Linked DNA regions of Homo sapiens: region 2 is linked to region 1. A link is a contact called in ENCODE Hi-C or POLR2A ChIA-PET data. All regions are on one chromosome and are shown on one strand. The core of a region is the stretch at or near the end of the contact, and the rest is flanking DNA. Distances in the headings are between cores, read along the strand shown.

What was found. A loop is a pair of places that touch in the nucleus more often than their neighbours do. ChIA-PET counts read pairs that join two places held with the same protein, here RNA polymerase II (POLR2A). Pooled maps may share reads with other maps.
Region 2: a loop to region 1 is called in a map of CD4-positive, alpha-beta memory T cell, with 4 times the contacts of the local background. The contact joins the promoter of ZSCAN25 here to the enhancer-like site in region 1. A Hi-C loop is called at or near these places in 4 of 168 maps with a recorded cell type or tissue (CD4-positive, alpha-beta memory T cell, CD8-positive, alpha-beta T cell, GM12878 and 1 more), 1 of 37 single-sample maps with no recorded cell type and 11 of 50 pooled maps. POLR2A ChIA-PET finds 5 or more read pairs at or near these places in 14 of 52 experiments (A673, CD4-positive, alpha-beta T cell, CD4-positive, alpha-beta memory T cell and 10 more).

The regions. Positions count from the first base shown.
Region 1 is chr7:99,576,534-99,582,326 of GRCh38, forward strand. No RefSeq gene overlaps it. Among named protein-coding and RNA genes, the nearest start is that of TMEM225B, 19 kb to the right of the region's middle. Within about 2 kb of position 3,716, at least 9 of the 41 ENCODE cell types and tissues checked have a DNase peak (open chromatin) inside an H3K27ac peak, as active enhancers do; they include CD8-positive, alpha-beta T cell, where a contact is called at or near this core.
Region 2 is chr7:99,613,293-99,619,085 of GRCh38, forward strand. ZSCAN25 (zinc finger and SCAN domain containing 25) reads left to right here and starts at 3,654. Exons shown (of 8, transcript NM_145115.3): 1 at 3,654-3,724; 2 at 5,233-5,359; 3 at 5,756-5,793. RefSeq lists enhancers at 2,800-3,779, 3,370-3,689.

The DNA of each region.
Region 1 (5,793 bases), core at 2,466-4,965:
CCTCCCTGGAACTTGCTTCACAGCAAGAATGGATCACTTTCCTTTGCATTGATAACAAAGCTTGCTTTTCCACAGACCTCTGGAACAAAAGCTGAATGTTTGGGACTTAAAGGGGATTTGATTGGGAAGTTGTTGGTATATAAAATAAGACTAAATAGTTCGAGGTTTCAGTAGAACTAGGAATAACTTTTTGTTTGTTTGTTTGTTTTTTGAGACAGTCTCGTTCTGTCACCCAGGCTGGAGTGCAGTAGCGTGATCTCGGCTCACTGCAACCTCCGCCTCCTGGGTTCAAACGATTGTCTTGTGTCAGCCTCCCAAGTAGCTGGGATTACAGGCACCTGCCACCTTGCCTGGCTGATTTTTGTATTTTTAGTAGAGACCGGGTTTCACTGTGTTGGCCAGGCTGGTCTCAAACTCCTGACCTCAGGTAATCTGCCTGCCTCAGCCTCCCAAAGTGCTGGGATTACAGGCGTGAGCCGCTGTGCCCAGCCATATTTTTTAAATAAGTAAAACACTTTAAAAAAGGCGGACTCAAAATAGTCCTTTAGGGCAATCCTTTAAGCAGATATTTAATTGGCCTGATACATGAGTTTGTGTTCTGAGTCATTTTGGTCTTGAAAGGGGAGAGAAGAGAAATACGATAGTAGAGGGCACTTTTATCTTCTGTCTTTCCACCTACCTACACACACGTATGTTTGTACATATCTAAACTTTATTCTCAATTCTGCAAAGCAGCTAGCTTCATTTTACAAAGGAATATTTTAGTAAACATACCCCAGGCCAGGTGCAGTGGCTCACGCCTGTAATCTCAACACTTTGGGAGGCTGAGGCGGGCAGATCACTTGAGGTCAGGAGTTGGAGACCAGCCTGGCCAATGTGGCGAAACCCAGTCTCTACTTAAAATAGAAAAATTAGCCAGGCATGGTGTTGCGTGCCTATAATTCCAGCTACCTGGGAGGCTGAGGCGCAACAATAGCTTGAGCCTGGGAGGCAGAGGTTGCAATGAGCCGAGATTGTGCCACTGCACTCCGGAGTGAGACTCTGTCTCAAGAAAACACAAAAAAACAAAAAACAACAATATACCCCAAAGTGATGTTGGTATTACACAGATCTCAAAACCCAGAGAAGTTTGATAGCTCTTCATTCCCTAGTACATCGCTGATGACTCACTGTCATTAGTTTGCAACTGATCTCAAGTGCTCCGAGAGCTCTCTGGGATACTAGGAGAGAATATCCTGAGATTTTTTTAGGGAGCTAGTCAAACCCCTGCTCTGAAACAGGGTTGGACAGTTTTGACAATGGCAGGTCACAGGTCAAAGCTCTCAAATTTCATATGTCCTGTCAAGATACCGCTGCTGCCATCACTAGATTTGCATTTCCATTACACCGTGACCAAATTTACTCTTAATATTTTTCTGATAACCAGAACTTGCTGGTGGGCATGTATCCTTGCTAAGAGTCACTATCACCTCTGGTTATAGCAGTGGAGCAAAGTGGTAATGGGAAAATTCCTAGGTTTTTGGCCTGAGCAAAAGGGTGGATAGAAGTAGATGACAGGTGGGGAACACGGGGAGAGGGGCACGGAGAGTTTTAGCAAAAGAGCTAGCATGTCAAGGCCTGCATGTGAGAGTATGGCACTTTCCAGGTAATAAGTGAGGTATGGAGAAATGCCTCACTGTAGGATGTAGTATGTGGGCAACTGAGGAGGTTGAAGAACCAAGTTCAAAGGAGGCCCCTAGGGATTAGAGAACCAAGCACTATAGGATTCCCACATCTAAAAATGTTGCCTTCATTCATCCATTCATTCAGTAAACATTTAGCAGTGTAGGACTGGCATTGTTTCAGGAGGGATGCCCTGGATTTGGAGATCTTAACATGTAACTAGAGAAAACATTGGCATCCTGGGCTGTGGTGGGAACTAGCACCCGAAAGGTAACTCTGCTGGAGTCAGCAAACTGACATCTGTCCTTTTTCTAACATTTGTATCATATGAAACCACTTTTTTCTTCTTTTTTTTCAAACAGAATCTTGCTCTCTCGCCCAGGGTGGAGTGCAGTGATGTGATCTTGGCTCAGTGCAACCTCTGCCTCCCAGGTTTAAGTATTTCCTGCCTCAGCCTCCTGAGTAGCTGGGACTACAGGCACCTGCCATCACACCTGGCTAATTTTTGTATTTTTTGTAGGGACGGAGTTTCACCATGTTGGCCAGGCTTGTCTCAAACTTCTGACCTCAGGTAATCCACCCGCGTCAGCCTCCCAAAGTGCTGGGATTACAGGTGTGAGGGAATCACATTTTATATTCCCTTCAAAATACAAGTGTGTGAAGGAACCGGTGTTTTAATCCAAGAGTGTAAGAACGATTTCAAACAAATGGCACCCTTTACAAATAAAGAAACTACATACATTTAAAGCTTTATTTTGTGGACACTTCCTATTTACTCTCTGTTTTTAGAAAACTGTTAGCTATGGCTGGGTGTGGTGGCCCACGCCTGTAATCCCAGCACTTTGGGAGGCTGAAGCGGGTGGATCACAAGGTCAGGAGTTCAAGACCAGCCTGGCCAACATGGTGAAACCCCGTCTCTACTAAAAATACAAAATTAGCCAGGCGTGGTGGTGCTGTAATCCCAGCTACTCTGGAGGCTGAAGGAGGAGAATCGCTTAGAACCTGGGAAGCAGAGGTTGCAGTGAGTCGAGATTGCGCCACTGCACTCCAGCCTGGGCGACAGAGTGAGACTCTTGCCTTTAAAAAAACAACAACAACAAAAAACAAAAACGGTTAGCCTCTTGTATGTGTGTTTCATTTATGTTTATACATTTACAACCTGGGCATAATGAAAGCATTTGTTTTGTCTTTTCCCCATTTGCTCATATTACAATGACACAGTCTTCCTCCATTGTCCTTTGTGGGTGCAGTTAGATGCCCTCGCTCTGGTATGAGCAGGCCAGGGTTCAAATGCTGCCTTTGTTACATACCAAGTGCAGCTCTGGCATTTAGGATGGTAAAAAACAAAACCACCACCTGCACAGGACCGTTGTGAGGATTAATGAGATAGTGTCAGTTTAAGTGCTCCATAACTGGTAGTTGCTGTTTCTGAGTTTATCAGGAAACCCCTTATCACGAACAATTTGTCTCCTTAATCTTTTTTCTTCCTTTTCTGCTTCAATACATCTCATGCCTCTGGCAAACCCATACTCCTGGCCGGCTAGGTGGTTGGCTCTTGGCCCCTTCTCTAAGGCTTTTCTTGCCCGTTCCCCCTGCCTATTTATAGGTGGTGCAAAAGTAATTGCGGTTTTGCCATTTAAAAAATTGCAAAACAGCAATTACTTTTGCACCAACCTAATACACGCTCCAGGCCAAGCTGGGAGATGTTGGGGTGCACACAGGGAGAGGAGGACAGGCTGGCCTGTGGGTGAAGAGCGCGGGCCCCGCAGGGTCAACCCGGCCAGTGGTCACGAAAGGAGGTGGAGTGGGGGGAGGCGACATAGGGCAGGAAGAGGGGAGGACAAACGGGGTTCACATGGGGACCGTGGCGATGACACGGAAGGGACAGCCAGTTAGAGTCTAGGCCCACTTAGGCGATGAAGGGCAGGTGAAGAAATCCCGTTCCATCTTCCTGCAGTCCTCCCTTGGGGAGTCCACATCCTATCCTTCTCTGGACCGGGGCGGCTCCTGGAGGGACCGCGATCGAAATGAGGCCTCCGAGCCGCCCAGAGACTCCGAAGTGCGCGCAGCGGACCACGCGGTTTCCATGCGCCCCCTAGGGTGGGTGGGCTAGCTGTGCGCCCCAGTGCGGAGAACGGAGGAGGGGTCGGCCCCGTAGCGGCTGGAAACGCAGTTGGCGGCGGGGCCCAGCTTGCGGGGCTTCTGATCGCAGGGGCGGGGCCCGCCGCCGGTTTCTAAGGGCCTGGCAGAGTTCCTGCAGTCACGGTCAGGGGTCTTTGCTTTCGTCCATCCCCTCCTGGAGAAAGAACGCAGCTTCTAACGCCTTCTCGGTTGGGCACCCTTCTTGGGAAAGCTCCGCCTACCATTGCCCTTGTACCTGCCCTCTCTCTCCCTTTCCTGAAGTGACTGCCCGTCTCTAGCATCGTGTTGTGAATGTGTCGAGATTTTGGCGCTGCAGCAGCATCGGAGATTGGATCCAGCCCACGGAGAGGTCCCCAGACTCCATTTGTCCGCCCCAGGGCAGGGGCCTCGGAAGAGCAAGGGGGAGGAGCTAATCTAGCCGGCTGATCTTTGTGGCTTAGACAAAATTTAGAGTTTATTTGTCCCTCTGACCATGCTCTCAGATCAGATGGACAAGATTAGCCTTACACTTAGAAGCGTTGTGGTGCAAGACTAGTGACTTTTTTTTTCCCTTCCTTCCTTCCTTCCTTCTTTCCTTCTGTCCTCCCTCCCTCCCTCCTTCCCTCTCTTCCTTCCCTTTCTCCACCCCCCACCTTTTTTTTTTGAGACAGGGTCTCACTCTGTTGCTCAGGCTGGAGTGCAATGGCATGATCATAACTCACTGCAGCCTCGACCTCATGGGCTCAGGTGATCCTCTCACCTCAGCCTCCCAAGTAGCTGGGACTACAGGCCCACACAACCACGCCCGGCTTTATTTATTTATTTATTTATTTATTTATTTATTTATTTATTTATTTATTTTTAGAGACAGGGTCTCACTATGTTGCCTGGGCTGGTCTTGAACTCCTGATATTAAGCTATCCTCTCCCCTTGGCCTACCAAGATGCTAGGATTACAGGTGTGAGCCACTGTGTCTGGCCATGACATTTTGTTTTTTTCTTCTTTGTAACCTCAAGCTGTAGCCCATGTCAGTAAAGCCTGTTTCCTCTCTCGCTGTGTGGAACAAATCTGCAGCAGTGCTGTCTAGCTCTATTGTGAGGATCTGTTATACCAGCACCTGTTAACTTGCTTGGCATTTGGAGAAGCTAGGTAAATGTGTGAATGAATAAATGCACGAACCCAGCCAAGTATGTCCCATGAGCCAAGTACAAGAAGAGTGGACTCTTGTCCTACTCACACTCTCCTTCATCGTTAGGAAAGTGGCATTTTTCTACCCAAGGCATAAACTCTGAGAGTGGATACAATGGACAGGTCAGCCACCTGTTAAGAGAAATGGAAGTTAAAAGATTTATAACATTTTGATTTCAGTCTGCTGTCCCACCATTATCAGGTGTATGGCCATTTAAAGAAAATGAAGTTGGGGCCAGTCACGGTGGCTCACGGCTGTGATCCCAGCACTTTGGGAGGTTGAGGCATGCAGATCACTTGAGGTCAGGAGTTTGAGACCAGCCTGGCCAATATGGTGAAACCCTGTCTCTACTAAAAATGAAAAACAAATTAGCCGGGTCTGATGGTGTGTGCATGTGGTCCCAGCTACTCGGAGAGGCTGAGGTGGGACAGTTGCTTGAACCTGGGAGGTGGAGGTTGCAGTGAGCTGAAATTGTGCCACAGCATTCCAGCCTGGGCGACACAGTTAGACTCCATTTCCCGCCCCTCTGCCCCACAAAAAAAAAGTACACCGATATGATAGGGGAGTGTACTCCCTCTGCGATATTGCGAATAATATTGTCGTCTCCCTTTCTGGATATTAGGAGCAATATCAGAAGGAGGATACCCTGCAATATTGGAAGTAATATCATCCTCTACCACCCTGGATGTGTGTACACCTTTTGCAAAACTGGGAGTAATATTGTCTCCCCCCCCAATATTAAAAACAATATCACAGGGTGGGTGTACACTCCCTGCGATATTGGGGTTAACATCATCCTCTCTTTCCCTGATATTAACCAC
Region 2 (5,793 bases), core at 2,404-4,903, 37 kb after region 1:
GGGGAGGGGTGGAAGACATGGAAAGGGCATTGGGGCCTGTAGAGGGAAAGATTTAAGAATCAGCCTGACTTAGTTATTTCAGCTTAGAATTAGAATAGGCCAGTAGTCCATGACTCACCTCCCCCATCTTCTCACCCAAATTCCTATAAATAACCAGAAAAGAATGGAAATTCGGCCAGGCGTGGTGGCTCACGCCTGTAATCCCAGCACTTTGGGAGGCTGAGGTGGGCAGATCACGAGGTCAAGAGATCGAGACCATCCTGGCCAACATGGTGAAATGCCATCTCTACTAAAAATACAAAAATTAGCTGGGCATGGTGGCGCACACCTGTAGTCCCAGCTACTTGGGAGGCTGAGGCAGGAGAATCGCTTGAACCCAGGAGGCAGAGGTGGCAGTGAGCAGAGATAGCGCCACTGCACTCTAGCCTGGTGACAGAGCAAGACTCTGTCTCAAACAAACACACAAAGAATGGAAATTCATGCCACCAGTGAAAGCTAGGATTGATGATGGATTTATTGCCAGAACTTGGGAAGAATTTTTACTAAAGCCCTATAAAAGTGGTCAAATAAAAAAAATTAAATGAAAATCAAATCCACAAAGATTAGAAACCAGTCTTAGCCAATTTTGGTGAGTTGAGCACTCTCATATACATTTGATGGGAATGTAAATTGGCATGAACTTTCTGGAAAGCATTTTATAATAGCATATGCATTAATAGGTTTAAAAATATTCATACCTGGTGGCCCAGAAGTTGAATTTTAGGAATTTATTCTAAGGAAATAACCAGGGGTGAGGTTAAGTATTTATACAAAGGAATGCTTGTTCCAGGTTATTTATAATAGCAAAAATAAAAGAGTATATTCTAGATTATTTCCCCCATGTTGAAATAATTTTTAAAAGTATAGTGTATTCAGAGGACAGAATATTATACAGGCAGTAAAAATGTAATTTTAAGTGTCCTATTTGGAAGAAATAAAAACATATAAATAAAGAAGCCTGGAGACATCCTACATCTGATAACATGGCAGACTAAATAGTTGGGCTGATTCGTCTGCCAAAAACAACAGAAATGATAAAATAAATAATAAAATCTAAAGATATCAGGTAACAAAATAGTAATGAATTATAAGATAACATCAAAGTAAAGAATAATACCTAGAGAAATCATCTTGCAGAGATTTGATTTTTTAAAACTATGCCTAAAGTTTACTCAAGGAAGAGCATCTGATAAGAGAGCTTTCCCCCCATAAACCAAGGACTGCAAAAGTGTGGATTATCAGAAGAGATCCGGTACATTCAGGGTGGTATGGCCATAGACAAGGGCTGGGTTATCAATGTAAGGGTGAGAGATAAGTCTCCTCTCCCGTACCCCTACCACCAGGAGCCAGCAAGGCAATTTGTCTTAGTGCCACGCTGGACAACCACAAAACCACAAAGATTTGTGGTTGAGAAGTTGCAACCACAAATCACCCCTCAATATTTGCAGCCCAAATTCATATTACTATTATAGCATGGTTCAAAAATCCTCAAATTATAAATTTGGTTTACAATGACCTTGGACTGGTGATGCTGACAAGAAAAAAATTTACATGGAAGAAAAACAATATCAACCCTCTCTAGATAAATTCACTTTATCCTGGAACTCAAAGAAATTTCACAAAAATGTTTCCAAGGAAAATGAGCAGCCTGTCACACAAGGAAACAAGGTACTGTGGTATGTTCGAGGAAGGTATGTTTGAGGAATGCCCCCAATTAATGTCCTGGGGACATTATTTAATGCTCTAGGGACATTATATAATGTCCCCAGAACTCATAAATCAATAAGAAAGAGATAAACAGCTTAATAGAAACACAAAGAAAAGTCCGTTCACAGAAAAGGGAAGGCAAGAAGTTAATGAAAGTAGGAATAATGACTGACCTCACTTATAATGAAGAACATGCAAATTAAAAAATGAGGTAACATTTACTTCACCTGTCAATTGGCAAAAATTAAAGCTGGATAATGGCAGAGATGATGAGATATGGGAAATGGATGCTGTTAGGTACTGCTGGTGGAAGTGGCACCATCAAAAACAGTGGAAATAGCAGATCACAGAAAGATATCTGAGGGGACTTCAGATCTCAGAATTATCAGGCTCAACTATATTTACTATGTACAAAGAAAAGCTTAAACATATCGGTAAATTCTTTTAAAAGATCGATCTAGAATATTTGGAAAAAATCAAATAGAAATTCTAGAAATGGAAAAAATATATTAATTAAAACAAAAATATGGGTGGCCAAGTGGGGAGGATTGCTCGAGCCCAGGAGTTTAAGACTAGCCTGGGCAACATAGTGAGACCCTGTCCTTACAAAACATTTTTTAAAGATTAGCTGGGTGTGGTGGCTCATGCCTGTAGTCCCAGCTATTTGGGAAGCTGAGGTGGATTGCTTGAACCCAGGAGTTGGAAGCTGTAGTGAGCTATGATAGCACCGCTGTACTCCAGCCTAGGTGACACAGCAAGACCTCGTCTCTTAAAAAACAAAACAAAACAAAACAAAAAAACAACAACTGTGGATTTTGTAGCACATTAGAAACAGCTGAAAAGTGGATTATTAATAAAAAGGTGAAGACATAAACCCAAGTCAAATATGGGCAGACAAGAAAAATATGAAAGTGGGACAGAGACATGGAGGATAAAGTGAGATGGTCTAACACCTATGTTATATTCTAGGAGTTCATTTACTCTATAAGTGTATATTTTTAGCAAATATTGTACCAGACACTTTGCAAAGTGCTGGAGAAGAGTAAGACAAGAGGGTTTCCTGTTTCCTGAGTGGATTCTGGAGTAACACTGGGCCACCCAGTTGAGACAGACTGCCTTCAGGCTGGACGCGGTGGCTTGCGCCTGCAGTCCTAGCACTTTGGGAGGCCAAGGGGGGAAGATCGCTTGAGTCCAGAAGTTGGAGACCAGATTGGGCAACATAGAGAGATCCCCCTCTCTGCAAAAAATTGAAAAAAAGTCCCAGCTACCCAGGAGACTGAGGTGGGAGGATTGCTTGAACTCAGGGCTTCGAGGTTGCAGTGAGCTATGATCTCACCACTGCACTCCATCCTGGGAGACAGAACAAGACTTCTCTCTCTCTTTCTCAAAAAACACAAACAAACAAACAAACAAAAACCCCCCACAAAAAACAGCTCCGATGCTGGCTCCTCCAGGAAGCCTTCCCTGACTACACATACACACACGCACGCACACTACCCGGGGTCAGGAGCCTCTTAAGTGAGCCGGTTAGATCCAGTGCGCCCCCTATCTCCTCTGCCCCTACGCCTCGCGCAAGGCCCTCGCAGCCGGAATAGTCGCGCATTGACCGACTGGACTCTAAAGCCCCTTGGGGCAGGTGCTGTGTCCAGTAGTGTATCTGGCGATGCACCGAGTCCTTTCCACGGAGGGCAAGCAGGTGAAATGGCACGGAAGTGGAAGGGGCCTAGCCACAGAGCGCCTCGAGCTGGGCAGTCAATCCTGGGGAAGCCCTGGTGGTCTTCGCCTCGCCGGGTTCGGAACAGCAGGCTGGGATCAGCAACCATCGAGACGCATCCGCCGAGACCTCCGAGCATCCTAGAGAGGACACGGAAGCGAGTCTTTCCTTACGCACCTGTCTAACAGCGTCCGCAGCTCACTTCCGGACCGCGGATAGCACTGGCGACCCTAGCGGGTGAGAGGCCCTTCAGGGCCGCGGCGGGTGAGAGCCTCTTCAGGGCCGCAGCGGGTGGCGGGCGAAGTGGTAAACGGGCGCGGGGACGGGTTTTGGTGCCGCTACGGGGCTCGGCGGCAGCGGGGTTGCAGTAGAGCCCGTCTCCCTCCGCTCAGCCCCGGCTGAGGGCGGCAAGTCTCTCAGGAGCTGCCTTCAGCGGCCCCGAGGCCCTGCGGGTCTGGACGCTGAGGGGCCGCCGCGCTGTAGGCTCAGGTAGGAGCGAGGCTGATCCCGCTCTGCCAGGCTTGGCTTAGTGCAGGGCTGGCCACGAACCCGAAGAGATCTTGAACCAAAGCAGAACTCTGTGCAAAGTGAAAGTAATCACATAGGACACTTATTTAAAGAATAGTGATGAGCCAGCCTGGTCAACATAGCGAGACCCTGTCTCTACAAAAATTGAAAAGTAGCCGGGCGTGGTGGCACGCGCCTGAGGTCCCAGCTACTCGGGAGGCTGAGGCAGGAGGATCGCCTGAGCCCAGGAGTTCAAGGTTGCACTGACTTACATTCATGCCGCTGCACTCCAGCCTGGGCAACATGGGGAGACCCTGTCTCTACAAAAATAAATAATTAGCTGGTCATGGTGGCACTCGCCAGTAGTCCCAGCTACTCGGGAGGCTGAGGTGGGAGGATCGCTTGATCCTAGGAGGCAAAGGCTGCAGTGATCGCACCACTGGTCTCCAGCTGGGGTGATAAAACCCTGAGATCCTGTCTCAGAAACAAAACAAAAGAGTCACAATGGGTGGGGGGAGATAAAGAATAGCAATGGGGCAATTTCTATTTGTCAAATGGCAGAGATAAAAGATGAATGAGGATCTTTCTTGCCTCCAGGGAATCTGTTAGAGGGAGACACATGGGTAAACATTTGCACTGTAGTGCATTAAATGCACTAGTGGAGTGAACCAATGCAATAGCTAGAAAGGAATGAAAGAGAAATCTCAATGTTGCAGAGTCAATGAATAGACTGAAAATATAAACTTGGTTTAAGTGGGGGTAGATAAATACACAAACTCACAATAGAATATTTAGCAGAAGCTTTGGGGTGTGCCTCCTGCCAGCTGCCCATTCTCTGCTCCAGTCAGGTGATCTTTCCGTTTTCTGACAAGCAGGATCTCCTTCCCCTGGTGCTTTGGACTTCCAAGTCTGTCTTCCCAGTCTAGGTCTTCCGCATAATCCACTTGGAGGTAAATAGGACTCATTCTCCAGTCTACTTCAAGCCTCTTCTTTTCCTTGAGTACTTGGACTTAGATTAGTTTTCTCTCTTTTTGACTTCACATTTTTTTTTCAATCTGTACCATGTATTTTGGGAGGCAGTTATCATCTAGTCTCTTTTTTTTCTTCTGAGAAGTAGGAGGAGTAGCACTCATCCTACAGAAGTGTTTTAAGTATTAGATGAAATATGTGTTCACATGCTTTCTAAAGAGTAAAGCCTGTACAAGTTAGAAATCTTTAGGTCATTTGTCATAATGGTATATATGTTGCTCCATTGTCTTTTTCAGGTTGAGCGCACCATCACATCTAAGCCATCAGCAAGTTTGTTGGTTTTAATCTCCAAAATACGTCTTGATTTTGTCTGACTCTTTGCCACCACCCTGATCTAAGCCCTTATCATCTGCTTGAATCACTGTAAGTGCCATTTCCCTCTTGCCACCTCTAGCCTATTCCCTGTCAACACACAGGCAGAATGACTTTTATAAAACATGTAGTTCCTCGCTAAAGTAAGAAATAAGAATAAAGTTCATAATTCTTTCTGTGGCGCAGGCTCTGGGTGATCTGGTTTCTGTCTGCCTCTGCCACCTCTTCTGGTGCAGCTCTGCTCGTCACTGCTGAAGCCACACTGGGATATGGCTTGTTCTTGGACACCCAGAGTAATTTCTTAGCCTCAGGGCTTTTGCCTGGAATGCTCTTAGAATGACTGACTCATTCTCATCCTTGAGTCAGCCTGGTATCATGTCTTTAGAAAAGCCTTCTTCAAGTCAGTTGCCCCCTGTTAACAGAGCACCCTACTTATTTTCTTTCTAGAACTTGTCTCCACTTGCAGTTTTTAAAAGAGTTGCTTC